Linked DNA regions of Mus musculus: region 2 is linked to region 1. The links are chromatin loops, found by intact Hi-C in ENCODE. Cell type or tissue: left cerebral cortex. All regions are shown on one strand. Each heading gives the region's core, and the rest is flanking DNA. Links, peaks and the distances in the headings are about the cores only. Region 1 has its middle 16 kb from the start of Fam181b. Region 2 overlaps Prcp (prolylcarboxypeptidase (angiotensinase C)).

What was found. Peaks named below come from ENCODE experiments on the same cell type or tissue, not always from the same donor. Only the 100,000 strongest peaks of a DNase experiment are listed, where the experiment ranks them.
Region 2: a loop joins it to region 1, with 4 times the contacts of the local background. A loop is called at or near these places in 10 of 42 quality-filtered maps.

The regions. Positions count from the first base shown.
Region 1 is chr7:93,091,618-93,100,659 of GRCm38, forward strand. No RefSeq gene overlaps it. Among named protein-coding and RNA genes, the nearest start is that of Fam181b, 16 kb to the left of the region's middle. In left cerebral cortex, for the core only: a CTCF peak has its summit at 4,226 (motif pointing left); DNase peaks (open chromatin) are centred at 2,206, 4,209 and 4,561; H3K27ac peaks cover 259 bases.
Region 2 is chr7:92,891,932-92,900,973 of GRCm38, forward strand. The region is part of intron 1 of Prcp (prolylcarboxypeptidase (angiotensinase C)); the gene reads left to right. Among named protein-coding and RNA genes, the nearest start is that of Gm40448, 19 kb to the left of the region's middle. In left cerebral cortex, for the core only: CTCF peaks have their summits at 1,790 (motif pointing left) and 5,311 (motif pointing right); DNase peaks (open chromatin) are centred at 4,370 and 5,318; H3K27ac peaks cover 1,053 bases.

The DNA of each region.
Region 1 (9,042 bases), core at 659-8,658:
TTACCCACCTGACCCAACAGTAACCAAGTATGTGATTTGTATGTGTTTTAAGCTAATAAATACGTAAGTTTAGATGTTCGGGAAAGTGAGTATGTGCTGGTAAATTTCCTTTTCCCATCCACAGAATCGTGTGCTTGGAAAGGCTCTTTTGCTATACTGTGCAGGCTGGGCACAAAGAGACATAAAACAGCCACTGAGGGGATCCTTACTAACCCACAGATCACAGGGAGTTTCAACTTTTGCATAGTTCAGTAGCTCTTTGTAGCAATTCTGCTTGCCAAGTTTCTCAGAATGGGAAATATAGTTCTTACAAATGTCTGACCAGTTCTGCTGAAAACTGAGCATTAACCAGCACGGGATTCTGGAGATGAGGGAGGCTCTGTTTAAAGCCACATGATATCTGTTTCCTAACTCTCGCCTTAGTTACCCAAGAAACAGCCTTAGTTACCCAAGAAACAGCCTCTTAAATAGTAGTTTCATAGAAATCATGAAAAGTAATTCCACAGCTAGTGGTGGCCAGTGAATCATCTTGGTAAACTTGCCATACCCAGCAAAGCAACCTGCTAATGCTGCGACTTTCTTTGCTAAGAGGGTCTGCATGTCCTGTGGGCAAACAGTCTGCCTCCATACCTAAGGTGTATTGGGCCAGGATAGATTCTGGAACCTGACACAACAAAGACCCAGAACCCCTAGTAGTCTTCTTTATTTCTAGGGTCTAATTGTGTCATCTGATTTTTCTCTTAAATCTTTTCCCTGGGTTACCAGGTTCCTTGGTCCTAGGTCATTGCACTTTACTTCCTGTTTCTGACAACCAGAGCCTGAGCCTGTCATCGATTATTACTGAGTCCTCTACTGGTGTGTGTGTGTGTGTGTGTGTGTGTGTGTGTGTGTGTGTGTGTGTGTGTAGCTACTCTGGTAAAGGGATCTGCCTTAGTCAGGGTTTCTATTCCTGCACAAACATCATGACCAAGAAGCAAGCTGGGGAGGAAAGGGTTTATTCAGCTTACACTTCCATACTGCTGTTCATCATCAAAGGAAGTCAGGACTGGAACTCAAGCAGGTCAGAAAGTAGGAGCTGATGCACAAACCATGGAGGGATGTTCTTTATTGGCTTGCTTCCCCTGGCTTGCTCAGCCTGCTCTCTTATAGAACCAAGACTACCAGCCCAGAGATGGTCCCACCCACAAGGGGCCTTTCCCCCTTGATCACTAATTGAGAAAATGCCTTACAGTTGGATCTCATGGAGGCATTTCCTCAGCTCCTTTCTCTGTGATAACTCCAGCTGTGTCAAGTTGACACAAAAATAGCCAGTACAGGATCTGAATGTTGATGTAGATGTCTAGCCAGTCATGTTGAAAATTGAGTGCTAACCAGCACAGGTCTCTGGAGATGAGGGAGACGCCTTTAAAAGCTATCTCATGATATTTCTGTTTCCTCACTAGCTATCCTGTAACCACCGGATTCCACAGAGGTACGTCCTTGGGCATAGCTAGACTAGACTAGAACTCCATGTTCTGTCAAATGACAATGATGACACCACAGTGAATTGGAACTGCCTTAGTTCCACAGACCAAGTGCCCAGTGTTCTATAAAGATCAGCTTTGAACAGTGAGTATTATGAGTGCTGCCGATGTCCAAAGAGGCTCGATCAGAAAGCTCAAAAAGAGTCTTGAACTTCCCAGTCCCTCCCCACCGCATCCAGGGAGGAAGAACTAGATGCCATGTGGTAGTCCTTTTAGGATTTAAAAGTCCGAGGGAAGCTCTGCTACTAAAACGTGCTGTCTCTCCTTAATGACTTGGAATCCGTGACTAACTGGTCCCTTCAGATGAGCTGGCTTGTAAAGGAGTGGCAGAGGGATGAGCTTTTGCCCTAGAAGACAAAACAAAGCCCACACAAAGGGCTGGGGCTGTTGGGCAGGAATGAGGCACCCCTCCCAGCAAGCTAGAAGTCTCTGTCTGGCCCCTTTGGAGCGAGCAGCCCCCCCCCCCCAGGACTGGATTCTGGGTGGTCAGCTTTATGCTTGGAGTCTCAGGGCTTCCAAGTTCTGGGTGCCCAGTGCTGCTCAGAATTCGATCTCTTAATTCTATCCTTAACGACAGGATTTCAAAGCAGTGCGGGAGGAATAAAGTGGCCCAGAGAGACTCAGGACACGTTTGAACACTAGCCCAGAACACAGATGGAATCTGAATCGTATTGGCACAGACCCCGGTCATGGGTAGCTGCCAGAACATTGTAAGAAAAGCCATTCTTGTCCGCACAATGGTGGGGAGGAAACAGGAAGTGAGGCAGCACGGCTTCAATTATTATCCTCTCTGAGAGTCTGTGCAGAGAGGGCTCCCCTATCAGCCTGTAGGTTGCCACACACCAAGTGCAGAGTGAGTTTAGACAGCAGTGGGAAGTAACTTAGTAGCAGCAGCAGCTGTGGTATCTGTGTACAAACGTGTGCGGCCACACTGCAGTGGACCACTGCCGGGCTCAGTTTCTGCTCTTCCCTGCTGATGCCACTTTGCAGAATTTCTAACTCTGTCAAGTATCACCTGGAAGGAGGTGTTAAACTGTTCCCTGATTTCAGGATCAGTGTGAGGATGAAAAAAAAAATCATATATGTAGAGTTATTGTTAAGCATTAGGCGAAGAATAGGCCCCCAAGATCTGGTATTACTTCTAGCTTCTAACGCGGTCTGCTTATGTTACGTGCAAGGCATTGGTAAATATCACAGGATCTGGAAATCACATAGGGAATAAAATACACCCGCTCCCCCCTCTACCCTCTACCCTCTACCGTCGCCACCCTGCCTGCTTTTGGGGCACTTAGGGCCTTACATGTGCCAAGCAAGCACTCTACCATCAGGTTCTATTTCCAGACCTAAAGATACATTTTAACTGTGAATTTATTTCTACTTTGTCTGAAGCCAAAGATTTGCATCCTATGAGTCCCCCAACATAGAACTGAGGTCTTCCCCCGACTCTGTTGTCTGCCTGCAGATCCTGCTCCCCTAACTGGGCGGTCTTGTCTGGACTCAGTGGGAGAGGATATACTCTAACGCTGTCTGACTTGAGGTATCCAGATGAGCTGGCTCCCCAGGAGAGATTTCTCTCTTCTCAGAGGTGAAGGCGAAGAGGGATGGAGGATTGGAGATAGGGGACAGGGGAGGGGTTGTGTGAGGGGGAAGGACTGGGAGGAAGGGAGGGGACTGTGATTGGTATGTAAAGTGAATTAATAAATTAATGGAAAAAAGAGATTTGCATGCTATTGCCTAATTAGCCACACCTAACTATATGACTGTGCATTTCTTCTGAGTGATTTTAAAATCCGGTTTTAGATTTATTTTATTTTATTTTATTTTATTTTATTTTATTTTATTTTGTGTCTGAGTGTTTTGCGTCCATTCATTGCCAGCTGAGGTGAGAAGATGGGGCCAGGTCTTCTGGAGCTGGAGTTACAAATAGTTGAGAGCTAACATATAAGTGCCGGGAATCAAATTCAGGTCTCCTGGAAGAGCACCTGAGCCCTCTCTTCAGCTCTCCATGAGTGTACTTTTGATTTGCAATAGCTGAGGTAGAAGTTTAGAGCTAGATCCCATCTTGGGAATAAGAATCCTATTTTCAGTTCTCTCTGTGTGTTTCATTAACACAATGTGAGAATGCTGGACAAAGAGCCCTTAGCTCATCCCCTGTCTTCTGTAGCTGAACCACTTGGAGAACACAGCACTAACACTAGTGTTCCGCCCATACGTTTCTTGCAGAGGCACACTGGAGTGCCTGCTTACTGTCTTACCCTCTGGATCCTCCACCTCTATTTTATTTTATTTATCCTAGAGCAGAGGATGCTTGTGAAAACACCTGGAGAAGCTGGAGAAACGCATTAAATTTAAGTAGCCTTATGCATCCATTCCACAGGAAATGAAACAGAGGTAGCAAAAGGCTATGCGCCACTGAGCACTCTAGGGCAGAGCTGGAGGTGCGGCCAGACTTTCCACACACAGGGGCTGCTCTCAGCGGACACCTCCATGCTCAGCTTAACCTCACTGACTTCTCTTTTTTTCCAGTTATTAATCTCCTCGAGGTGGAGGCAGGCCCAGATCAATTCTTTGAGCCAGGTTTAGAAGAATAGGGCCGTTTATATCTTTGCTTAGACCACTGGAAAATCCTTTTAATCTTGCTTCACTGCAAAGGACCGCTGAGCAAAACCTCGAGACTCTGAAGCCCTACAGAGCCACCTTGTGGTCTCGCAAGAAAATGACTCCATCTAGTCTCTGGTGTCTTGGTTTGGATAAGACACACATGTTGCATGTTTGTTTTGTGATTGCTTTTTTTTTTTTTTTCCCTTTAGTTGCTAAATAAATTTTTTCCCTGGAAACCACTAAGCAAGGATTGATGCAGTTGTCCAAATTCTCTTCTTTTAATCTCAGTCTTCGGATCTCGGCCTCCCGAGACCCTGGTTTGTGCGGGACCACGTTGGTGTATCCTAGTTGAGGTGACAAATGAGTGGGGGCGACACTTGCACTGCAGGTCTGGACAACATACAGCTCTGCTTCTTCCCACCCACCAGGCTCTTTCTTCTGTGGTTTTTACAGCAGGCATAGAATTCATGTCTAAAAGTTGGAGCCACAAGGTGGGAGGTATTCGTTTTCTTGTTTGCATTTAAAATATCTCCCCACAGACTCATATTTTGAGTGGTTGAGCTCCTTGCTGGTTGACACTATTTTGGGATGTCATGGAGCTTTTAGGAGGCAGGGAATAGCTGAAAGAAGTAAGCCACTATGAGTGGGGCTTGGACGATTAAAATAAACGATGGTCTGGACCCCCATCTTTCCTTCTTTGGTTTCTTTTTGTTGCTTGTGAAGTGCAGAGGTGGCTTGTTTCTGCACTGTCCTGCAGAAGTCCCACTACCCCTTAGGCTCTCCCCCAGCAAGCGTGGTGAGGTTTGCTTCCGAGGTTAGCCTCTGTGCTTTCCCTCAGAAGCTCTGCTTTTGCCCACCTCTGCCCCTTCTCCAGCCTTGCAGCAAACGTGGGGGTTCTTTCCACATCTGGCCGCTCAGAGAGGACTCAAGGAGCCATGGGTGCCAACCTAAGTAAGACAAATGACAAAATCTCCTCAGTTTCAGTGGCATCAAGGCTTGCATTCTCCTAGATAATCAGCTGCAGCTGGTGCCTATCCTTGAAGAAAGGAGATTAGGGTCTCATGCTTAAATCATAGAAAAGAGGTAATCAGAGGTCACAGATAGTTATGGCCAGCTGCCTGGTCTACAAAGTGAGTTCCAGGACAGCCAGGGCTATACAAAGAAACCCTGTCTCGAAAAACCAAAAACCAAATTAAAAAAGCAAAAAACAAAACAAAACAAAACAAAAACAAAGGTGGTGGGGAGAACTAGTTCCTGATAGCCCCCCAAAAGACAATCTTTAATCCCCCTCTCAGTTTCACAGTTCCACCCTACCAAATGGTATCCTGTCTGAGTTATGACTTACCTCACCCGCCTTCCCTCCCCTTCACCCTAAGCATTCAAGGAATTTCTAACTACACCATATATAAGTGTTAAGACACCCGAGCTTGGGGGCACACTCTATCCTGCACTGTGGGAAGGTTTGCGATCCGAGTCTGACTCATTTTCGATAAAAAGACTTCCATGCCCACCTGCAGCAGACTCTGCACTTCCTGAGTTCTCCTGGGTTTCCTGCAGAGTCGGGGCATAACACATGCTCTCACTGCCTTGCCTTCCCCACTTGTAATGAACGACTCCATTGGAACAGAGAGCCAAAACCAATCTTTCCTCTCTGAGTCTGTTTCTCAGTTATTGAGGTCACAGCAATATAAAGGCAACAATCACAGTCTCCAACTTCTTAGATGAGAGCTGCCTGCCAGGGAAGAATACTTTGGACTTTAAAGATACCAAGAATCTATAGGCTTCGACCTATCATGTCTTTTGTGTTTATTTGTTACAGCAGCTAGAGTTGCCTGAACCAGTGCTGATTAAGTTAAAAGTGGGGGTCAAAAAGAGACTTCCACGAAGCAACAGTGTACTGTTTTCAGGGACCCTCAGTTCCACGGACGTTTCTGAGATCTTGGGTTGATGTATGTTTGGGTGTATTTGTGTCATCTTCTAGCATTGTGTTCTAATAGTTATTTGTGTATGAAATGTACAAAAGAAAGTCTTAAATCCTGTGGATTTGTCACAGCAAGTCCTGGATGTCCTACCTCAGCAGACACACAAGAAGAGGACCTTAAATCTAATCTTGTAAAGATAGAAGCCTCAAAAAAGGAAATGATTAAGTTAAAGAAATACAGGAAAATACAATCAAACAGTTGAAGGAAATGCATAAAATTGCTCAAGAACTAAAAATAGAAATAGAAGCAATGAAGAAAACAAAAATGAGGGAATCCTGGAGATGAAAAACCTAGTGAAGAGAACAGAAACTACAGTAAAACAACAACAACAACAACAACAACAACAAAAATACAAGAGATGGAAAAGAAAATCTCTAGCATAGAAGATATGATGGAAGAAATTAATACATCTATCAAAGAAAATGCTAAATCTAAAAAGTTCATGGCATAAAGCATCCAAGAAATCTGGGACACTATGAAAAGACCAAGCCTAAGAATAATAGGAATAGAAGGAGAAGATTCCCAGATACAAGGCCTAGAAAATATTTTCAATAAAATCATAGGAGAAGGTTTTTCATATATATTACAAAACACTAAATAGATTGGACCAGGAAAGAAATTCCTCCTACTACATAATAATAAAAGCTCTAAATGTGCATATTGAGGAAAGAATATTAAAAGTTGCAAGGGAAAAAGGCCAAATAACATATAGTAGCAGACCTATCAAAATTACACCTTACTTCTTAGCAGGTACTGTAAAAGTCAGAAGGGTCTGAGTTGATATCTTGCAGACTCTAAGACACCAAAAACATGTCATCCCAGATTACAATACCAAACAAAATTTTCAATCACCATAGGTGAAGAAAACAAGATAATTCATAATAAAACCAAATTTAAACAATATCTAGACACAAATTTAGCCCCACAGAAACTATAAGGAAAATCCAACTGAAGGAGGGTAACTACATGCAAGAAAACATAGGAAATAAATAACCTCACATGAGCAAAATGCTGGTCATTTAATATCTCTCAATATTAACGAACTCAATTCCCCAATAAAAATACACAGACTAATGATGAGAATGGATGAGAAAACATCATCCTTCATTTTGCTACATACAAGAAACACACCTCAGCAAGAAAAATAGACATTATCTCAGAATGAAGAACTGGAATTTTTTTTAAAGCAAACCAACCTAAGAAGCAAGCAGGAATAGCCATTCTAATATCTGATAAAATAGACATTTAATGAATTTTAATCAAACGAGATGGAAAAGGACACATTTTCATTAAAGGAAAAAATTCACCAAGATAATGCTTCAATTCTGAAATCTGTGCCCCAAATGCAAGAGCAGCCATATCTGTAAAAAGAAACATTATTAAAGCTTAAATCGCACATTGAACCCCAAATGTTAATAGGGGGAGACTTCAATACCCAAAGGCTCTCACTGATGTTCAAGTCATTGAGACCAAAACTAAACAGAGAAATAATGAAATTAACAGAGATTATGAATCAAATGGGACTAACAGATATCTATAGAACATTTCACTCAAGCACAAAAGAACATACCTTCTTAGCACCCCATAGAACCTTTTCAAATATTGACCATATTCTCAGCCACAAAGCAAGCCTCAAAAGATGTAACAACATTGAACTAACATTGTGTATCTTATCAGACTACCATAGATTAAAGCCAGAATTCAATAACAATAAAAATAACAGCTCACAAACTCATGAAAACTAAACAACTTTCTACTGAATGACCACTGTCCTGATGGGAGGAAATAAATTAAAGAATTTCTAGAATTCAAATGAAAATGAAGGTTTAATATTCCTAAACTTATGGGACACAATGAAAGCACTGCTAAGATGAAAGTTCATAGCTCTAAGTACCTTCATAAAGGAATTGGAGAGATCTCATACTAGCAATTTAACAGCACACCTGAAAGCTCTAGAACAAAAAGAAACAAACACACTTAAAAGGAGTAGATGGAAGGGAATAATCAAACCCAGGGCTGAAATCAATAAATTAGAGACAAACAAAAAACAATACAAAGAATTAAGTAACCCAAGAGCTGTTTTCTTGAGAAAATTAATAAGATAGACAAATCCTTAGCCAAACTAACCAAAAGACAGAAAGACAGAATCCAAATAAACAAAATCAGAAATGAAAAGGGAGACATAAGAATATACCCTGAGGGAATTCAAAGAATCATTAGGTCCTACTTCAAAAGCCTGCATGCTACAAAATTTGAAAATCTTAACTAAATGGACTATTTTCTAGACAGATACCACTTACCCAAAGTTAAATCAAGATCAGATAAACCATTTAAACAGCCCTAAAATCCCTAAGGAAATAGAAGCAGTCATTAAAAGTCTCCCAACTAAAAGAAAGCCCAGGGCCAAGTGTTTTTAGTGGAGAATTCTACCACATTTTCAAAAAAGAGCTAATATCAATACTCCTCAAACTATTCCACAAAATAGAATCAGGAGGAACATTGCCAAACTCATTCTATGAAGCTGTAATCACCCGGATACCTATAAGACACAAAGACTCAACAAATGAAAAGAACTTCAGACTTCCTTTTCTTATGAATCTTTATGCAAAAAACTCAATAAAATACTCACAAACAAAATCCAGGAACACATCAAAGACATCCTCCACCATGATCAAGTTGACTTCATCCTAGGGATGGAGGGATGGTTCAATATACAAAAATCCATCAACATAATCCATTATATAAACAAACTGAAAAAAAAATCATATGATCATTAGAGGCTAAAAAAGCCTTTGACAAAATCCAACACACCTTCATGTTAAAAGCATTAGAGAGATCAAAGATACAAAGCACATACATAAGCATAATCAAAGCAATATACAGCAAGCCAGTAGCCAACATCAAACTAAATGTAGAGAACCTTCAAGAAATTCTAC
Region 2 (9,042 bases), core at 406-8,405, 200 kb before region 1:
TTCTGTTCTTTATGATTGAATAAAATTTCCTGTGAATGTATACAACATTTTTATTATTCATCAGTTGATGGACATCTTAGCTGATTCCATGTCTTAGCTATCGTGACTAGAGCTACAGTTTTTAAAGGAAGGAACATGAATGACCAATAAATAAATAAAAATATGTTCAACTTCCTTAGTCATTATGAAAATGCAGATCAAAATAACATGAAGCCTGCATCTCAGAATGGCTGTCACCAAGAAAACACAAAATGCTGGCAAAGGTAGTGGCATTTTACACTACTGATGGTTATGAAAATTGGCTTTTGGAGCAAAGAACTATAAGCCCGGAAGTGAAAACAACTTTTCACTTCTGGAGGTTACAAGTCCAAACAAGATGTGGGCAGGATTAGGCCCTTGTTGGGGGCTATCTTAGTTACATTTCTATTTTTGTGATAAGACACAAAGACACAAAGTTCTTATAAAAGAAAGGGTTTCATTTGGGCTTATGGTTTCAGAGGCTGAGAGTCCTTGATGGTGGAACAAAGGCATGGTGGCAGGAACAGCATAGAACTCACATCTCGATTTGCAAGCAGGTAGAGAGAGATGCACATTGGTAATGACTCCAGTCTTTTGAAACATCAAACCCACCCTGGTAACACACCTCCTCCAAGGCTACACCATCCAATCTTCCCAAATAGTTCCACCAACTGGGGATCAAGTATTCAAACAGGAGCCTACAGGGACCATTTTCAATCAATTCACCTCAGGGGCTCAAAGGGAGAGGAGTTTTGTTTTTGTTTTGTTTTTTTTTTCCATGCCCCTCTTCTGGCTGCTGGGGTTCATTGGTAATCCTTGATATTTCATGGTTTGCAGCTGTTTGGCTCTGTTCCACTGCCATATAGCCATCTCCTTTTTGTCTACGTCGGCACACTGCATTCATTTTGTGCTTGTGTCCATTTCTTCTCTATAAGAGGCAAGTGGATTTCTGAGTTCAAGGCCATCCTGGTCTACAAAGTGAGTTCCAGGACAGCCAGGGCTATACAGAGAAACCGTGTCTCGAAAAACAAAACAAAACAGAACCAAAAAAAAAAAAATTTTTTTTTTTTACCCCATCAAGACCTCAGTCCCGCTACTTATATCTGCAGTGATCCAGTTTCCAAACAAGGTCCCGTAGAGGTCAAGGAAGATGTGCGTCTTTCAAGGGGATGGTACTTAATCCAGTCCAGCTTCCCTGATTCTCTTAAGTCAGTCTGTGTTAGTGAACTTATGTCTATAAGTATTTCCCTAGTTCTGTACTTTCAGTGAACAGTGAGCAAATGATTTGTCAAACTATATGCTATGTGAGCAATTTAGGCTTGGGTATTATATTTAAAGGGGGATATTAATTGAACTAGGGTGTAAACAGTTTAGATTATATGAGAAGTATAACTGGATTGTTTGGATGGAGATTTAGGAAGTGACTACAGCCCCAGGGCTGAAGGAATAGTAGAATGCAAGAGTGGATTGTAAGTTACATATGTCACCTCTGTGCAAAATGTGTGGTTGGTTTTCATGTTTTAGGATTTTGGGGTTGTCTTCATCTGCTTTCACTACAGTAGATTCTAGCCTCCAGTTCTGAAATGTGGCATGGCATAGAATTATAATAATGGTATCAGGAGAACATATATAGGAACATTTAGAACAAGAGATTATAAAGGTTTGATAGCTCAATCGTTAAGAATGCTGGCTGCTCTTCCAGAGATTCTGAGTCCAATTCCCAGCATCCACATGGTGGCTCACGACCATCTATAAAGGGATCTGAGGCCCTCTTGTGGCATGTAGATGTACATGCAGACAGAGCACTTCTGTATATTAAAAAATAAATAACTTTTAAAAACGAGATTATAAAGGAAGATGAACAGTAATATGTCATTTTATATTTAATAAAACAGGAAATATAAACTTCAATTCTTGCTTGGCATCATGTACTGTTTTGGGCTGCCTTTGAAATGCTTGTATGCTGTGTGTGTGGGCCCTGGAAAGAAATTTACCCTTCAGAATGGAATATCTTCCAATACAGGTTAAAATGCTGTGCAATAAATGGAGGAATTCATCTTCTACCCACTTACTGGTCATATATTGTTAAATTTATTGGTGACTTAGCACTGGGCAGACAAAAGTTCCTGTCTTGTTAAATCCCTGTTTCTAGCCCGTGAATAGTGCCTGCATTTGTATGTGGTGGTGAAGTCATGTATGTAGCTTGGGTATTTCCCACTGCATGGCACTCAGGAGTGATGATAGTAACGGTCTTGCCTACCATCCTCTATCATAGCCTCTTTATACAAAAGTCTTAACTACTGTGTCTAGCTTTAGACAATGCAGTAAAGCTGTCTGCACAAATTAGATCTTGAGAACTGTGCAGTCTGTTTCCATTGTTTTGGGTCATGTTCTATTTGGAGTTCGGTTGACTGTTTTCATATCAACTGCAGAATCAATCTCTCTCTCTCTCACACACACACAAATACAAATATTAAAAATAAAAATAATGCCCTCAGCATTTAAAAAACAAATAAAAGGAAAGCTCATAGTTTAATTTGTTCTTAAACAGAGTTGTACAGTTAGTAAAAGAACTTCATACTTAGACGCATGCTGAGCTATTGCTTTAGAAGTGCATCTTATTACTTATAAAGAACCTGCCTTGTACAATGGTATTGTGGTAGCTACTGCCATTCTGAGTTACCAAAGTGGTGTGGAAGCAAAATGCTCTCTAGTTCTTTCATCTTTCAAACTAACAGGTGAGCGAGCACAAAAACAGCATCGCACTTTGTAAAGGAGCACTCATGTTGTGGACCACTGTCTTTGTTTTCCTTTTCCTTGCTGTTTTTGTCTCACCATGATATTGTATTTCTATGAATCTCTTTTTTAAAAATAAATATACTATTTTTATAAAACATAGTATAGAAGGAAGGGACTTCGGTGTCTCTCCTGCTTAATATAGACAAAAATGTGTCAAGACTAAGGTGTTACTGCATTGCAGAGGTGGCTCAGTGGTTAAGAACACTACCTGCTCTTCTAGAGGACCCAAGTTCAAATCTCAGCACCCACAAGGTTACTCAGACTTCATGATCTAAACACTCCAGTCCTGAGGGGCTGCATCCCTAGACACTGTACTCACATTGTATACAGACATACATTCAGACAAACATACATACAATTAAGAAAAAAAATCCCTTGAAAAATAAATAGGGTGTCATTGCATAGAAAGGTGTTATATTTGAAGAATAGCTTAGGAAACGCCCACCATCTGTCCTGTAGACTTTCGGATGTAGCTTTGTTCATTTTGTTGTTGTTGTTTGTTTGTTGTGTTGTAGTAGTGTGTGCTAACCAAGCATAAAGTTTTAGGCTCAGTCCTGACACCAAAACAAAGGGTGCAAGCCAGACCTCGGTGATTGGCAGTAAAGTGGGGGGTGGGGGAGAGAATAATTCCTGTGTGTAAAATTCCTCTTCCTCTCATCAGCATTTCTCTGCTGTCACTACCTTGTCACCCAGAAAAAGCATTGCCTCTTAATTCTTTCAGTTAAATCCAGTCTCCTTTGCTCCCTGTCTTCCTTCTGTGGAGACAAATACATGCAGTGTTCAAGCAGGTTTTGAGCCGCTTTGATGCAATAAAGTGAAGATAAACAGGAAGTCACTCCCAATGGTTTGATCCATAAGACACACCATCATTACCTTCCATTCTTGTCCTAGCCCTGGGGCCACCAGAGCCTGTAGGTTAGAAGGACTGACTCCAGACACACAGGCTTCTCCCCTATGGCCACAGGACCCTCCTTACATTCCATGGCCATTCTCAATTTTAGCTCTTTTTTTTTTTTTTTTGGTTTTTTGAGACAGGGTTTCTCTGTATAGCCCTGGCTGTCCTGGAACTCACTCTGTAGACCAGGCTGGCCTTGAACTCAGAAATCCGCCTGCCTCTGCCTCCCGAGTGCTGGGATTAAAGGAGTGCGCCACTATGCCGGGCTCAATTTTAGCTCTTAATTTGAGAGCTTGTGTCCTTTTGATTTAGAGATGTCCTTTCCTTCAGGAATCAAATGTGCTTTGTCACATCCTATTTGAGAAGCTAACAGAATGCAGTACCATAATCTCTAAACACATCTGCAGCATGCACATCTGAGTAGAGCGAGAAGGTCTTCATGTTCCCATCTCTGGATTAGGGTTGCCACGAGAGCCTCCCTAAGGCATATTGACTCATTGGAAGTATGAGTCTGGTTTATCTCCTTCTCTCCCCCCACCCCCGCCCCCAGTCATGTTTATCTCCAAGGATGCCTTTTATATCCTTAACACAATTTCTGGCTTCAATTATTGTATAACTGAGTGCCTAAATAAGACTACCATATGGTGAGTTTCTAAAATGAAAGGCTGTTGAGAACGTGTGATTTTGCTTTTGTTTTTGTCTTAATCTGTTGACTTAATTGAGCTAAATGTGACGCTGTAGAAATGGCCATCAAGGTCAGCACAAGGACCAGCATTCCCTGGGTTTTGGAACGTGATTTAGTAAACGGCTTATGGTTGTACCCACAGATTTTAGAGGAAGATTCTTGAGTGGCCCCTGGTGAGGGGGAAAGCTTGTCACCCTATCCATAACTACCTGTATGCTATGAAAATAGCAGAGAGATAGTGCATGTCAGAAGCAGGGATGGGAAGCAGTGTTTATCACAGCATGTACAAAGAATTGTGTTTGATTTCTAACTGTTAGTCATGTTATTTGGGAAACTATGTGACTTCTCTGAGGGTCATCCTCCTATCAGAACACGTTATGAAAATATTGCAGGTGACTGGAGATGGCCGGGTGGTTGATAGCACGCAGCAGGAGCTCTGTATTCTTCCCCATCCTCATTGCCCCAAATTGCCACTCATTGTGCTTAATAGATTTTGTATTACTTCTGGATATATGCTTCATTCTGGAGCAGTTACAAAATGCAAGCATGTATCTTTGCCTCTCTGGAGTTTATTTAGAAGATGTCTTCTCTCTGTCTTTCCCTCCTTGCCCACAAATCCTTTCCATGTTTCCACTTGACGAATTGAAACAGGAAGCATCTTTTGAGTCTTCCTCACTCCATCCTTTCCTTCCTTCCTCTCTTTCTTTCTCTCTATTTTAGAAAGAACTGCTGTGCGTGATCAGAAATGTGCTTCCTTTTCCAGGTCATGCCTTTGAGGCCTTGGGGGCACTATCACCTACTTTGCTCTTTGCCCTTTGGAGCAAGCAGATAAGGTTGGCTTCTGCAGTCCCTTCTTTCATGCTGTGATTTCTAAAGTCCCCACTGGAGGCCTTGGAAATGTCTGTCTCAGTCTGGACAGCAGAGGGCACATTGATCCTGTGTGTGTAAGATCACCGGCTACTGAACACTCAGTTCTGTAGCTGCAGTTGATGTTCTGGATGATGGGAAAGTGCCAGGGGGATGCTGGAAATTTGTGTTGTGCAAAGGACATTTATTTCACAACATATTTCTGGCTTAAGGGTTAGGGAAGTCCTAAAAAATAAAATAAAATAAAAAGCCAGGCAGCCGAGCGTGGTGGCACACGCCTTTAATCCCAGCACTTGGGAGGCAGAGGCAGGCGGATTTCTGAGTTCAAGGCCAGCCTGGTCTACAAAGTGAGTGCCAGGACAGCCAGAGCTATACAGAGAAACCCTGTCTCGAAAAACAAACAAACAACAGCAAAAGCTGTTGACACTGTAATAATAATTCTTGAAAGTTAGACAGTGGTAGTGCACACCTCTAATCCCAGCACTTGGGAGGCAGAGGCAGAAGTAATTTTAATTGAAAAGCTTCTTTTCCCTCACAGGATCTAGTGTGCTCCAGACCCGGCATGTCACTCTTTATACTGTCCTTTCGAATCGCTGACGTCTCAGCCTTCACCATCCTAAAGGCTCCAGGGTAGTTCTCTCCTGAAGTTATGGGTGAATGTTACCACTGTAAGAGGTTTGATAGCTATATTTAAATGGTAGTTCACAATCTCAAAAGGTTAAAAGAAAAAGCCTTAAAAATATATCCAAACTTCTCCATGTTTAATTTATTCTTTTTTACTTTTGACATGGTTTGGCTATTTTGTAAAGTCCCAGCACTTTTTGTATGTTGTTGTTTTTTTTAGTGTAGATACAACTTCAATTCACATAAATTCACTTTGTTCATGTTAGAGTAATTCCAAGATGATAGTTAGCAGTATAGTCTGTCTCTTAAACTGTTCAGGGTACACTGGTAAAAAATGAAAACATTTTCTTATGTAGCCAGAAATAACATGGTTACTTCTAGAAAGTATTTAGCATCATTAAATTTCTTGTCCATATTAAAATTAACTCAATCACTTCAGTTTATCACTTGCAGCTTATTTGTTCAAACTGGGGTCAATCGTGGATTGCATTGTCTCTGGTTATTGTGTTCCTTAACACTTACCTAGTCTAAAGCAGTCCTCTGGCCATGTGTTGTCTTGTAACATGTCCCATCCTCGGATTTGTCCAGTTGTCTTATGGGGACTTCCCTTTACTCTGCTACCTTTGTATGTCCTCCTTTGGGGTAATCTAAAGTCAGGATTAAAATAAAAAATGGAACAATTTTGGCAAGAATGAATCATAGACTGTTGCAGATCCACTTAAATCCAACAGAACTCAAACACCAGGTCAAGGCAGATGACAACAATTTATTGTAATCAAGCTGCTACTGATTGATCAGGGCCACAGGACAGACTAGGGAGCTAAACTGCTACCCTGAAGGAACATTGCACAGCATATTTAAAGGATGAAACCATAGAGAGATGGGGAGCTGGGTGGGTGGTAGCATTGTTCCCATCATATTTTGACATAAGGGGTTGAGTAGGGAGTTTCCATCAATGGTGATAGGAGCTGGTTCCTGGCTTGGGAACATGAACTTAGTTTGATCCTTCCAGGAAGATAGAGAAGTTGTCTTTGAGATAGCTGGACTCACAACTGTCTCCTTACAAGTTGTCCCTGAGATGTGTTTACACAGACAACTGTTTACAATAGAAGCTGTTCAGCTATAGGCAAATCCCCAGCTGCCCTAGGGCCTGAGACCTTGAATTTAGTTTCTCTCTATCATTAAATGGAGTCTGAAAACGAAAAGGTAGGACTTAGAATAAGTTTCTTTTGCTTGTTCCAAACAAGGCGATATATGTTTTTTTTTGTGTGTTTTTTGTTTTTGTGTTTTTACATTGTATACCTGAGAGGGCATATGTGCCCTGCCTACTCGACCATTTGTAATAGTAGATTAAGGTAATGAGAGCCCACTGCTTTCCTGTAAAGCATGACATTAGAGACAATAGTGTAGGTTGTGATATCAAGATTTTTTTTATATTTTTTTCCTGGTGTTTTTAAATACCATTAATAACTCTTGTCAGAATCAGGGACTTTCAGAACTATCATTTTTCTAACGCAATCATCTTTCTGCGCTGACTGACTTTTAGTTAAGAGCTCTTCTTCATTTGGGGACCATTTGGTACTCTGCAAGATAGTATTATCAGAAATAGCTTTGCTATAGAATTTGTAACCATTAATTCCCAGTTTCAACATAAGGAATTAATTTATGGTGGCTCAATTGTGCAGAGCCTTTGCTCATTTTGTTGACATTTTAAATGGTGGCAATTGAACTTTTCCCTTGTTTGAAAATTTTCCTTATATATTAATGGCTTGCATGAATTGAATATTTCAGCCAATCAAACTATTTATTTCTATGGTCAGTTGGTTTTTTTTGCTAAGCTTATTAAAATGTGAGCTGATAACAGTTCCTTTGCCGCTGACTCCTTCCTTCATTGGCTGATGGAGCTCTGTTGTTTTTAAACATGCCTTTGCTCCCTTGTGTGGTAGGATGTACTGGCCTATCCTGTAATTTCTTTGTCCCAAATGTCATTCAGTCACTTTGGTAACAAGCCTTAGTTCCTCTATTGACTCTTTTTCTTAGAAATGGTTAGACATCAAAATCCCAACATTTGGAATGTCTGCTGGTATTGTAATCACACAGTTCATAGATCTTTTCAGTGGTCTAATTAGTTCTTGATTTTTATGTTAAAAATTTGAATAATGAAAATTCAGATAGTAAGGCATTTTGAGAACTAATGGGATGTGTTGACTATTTGACAAGTACCACGTGTTCTCACCACACTAGCAGTAAGTATGAGAGGGGATGGGGGATGCTTATGCCCAATTAGTCCACTCTGAAATATGTACATATTTTATCATTTATTGTAACATCATAAGTATATATAGTTTTTCTTTTTCCATAAAATTAATCAGATACAATTAAATCAAATTTTAAAATTTTAATTTGACATATTTTTCGGGTTTCTTTTTTTTAATTAGGTATTTTCTTCATTTACATTTCAAATGCTATCCCAAAAGACTCCCAGGTCCCCCCCCCCCAACACACACACTCTCCTATCCACCCACTCCCCCTTTTTGGCCCTGGCATTCCCCTGTACTGAGGCATATAAAGTTTGCAAGACCAAGGGGCCTCTCTTCCCAATGATGGCTGACTAGGCCATCTTCTGCTACATATGCAGCTAGAGACAAGAGCTCCAGGGGTACTGGTTAGTTCATATTGTTGTTCCACCTACAGGGTTGCAGTTCCCTTTAGCTCCTTGGGTGCTTTCTCTAGCTCCTCCATTGGGGGCCCTGTGATCCATCCAATAGCTGACTGTGAGCATCCACTTCTGTGTTTGCTAGGCCCTGGCATAGCTTCACAAGAGACAGCTATATCAGTGTCCTTTCAGCAAAATCTTGCTAGTGTATGCAATGGTGTCAGCGTTTGGAGGCTGATTATGGGATGGATCCCTGGGTATGGCAGTCTCTAGATGGATTTGACATGTTTTTAAGTAACTACTTGATTTTATAATTATATCTTTTCTTTTGCACTGAAAATCTTGACCACCATAAGAAATACTGCTTCATCTCAGTATATAAGCAAAATAATTTCAAAATGACACTAGTATTAATAAGACCAAATGAACTTTAACTTTTCTTTCTTTCTTCCTTTCTTTCTTTCTTTCTTTCTTTCTTTCTTTCTTTCTTTCTTCCTT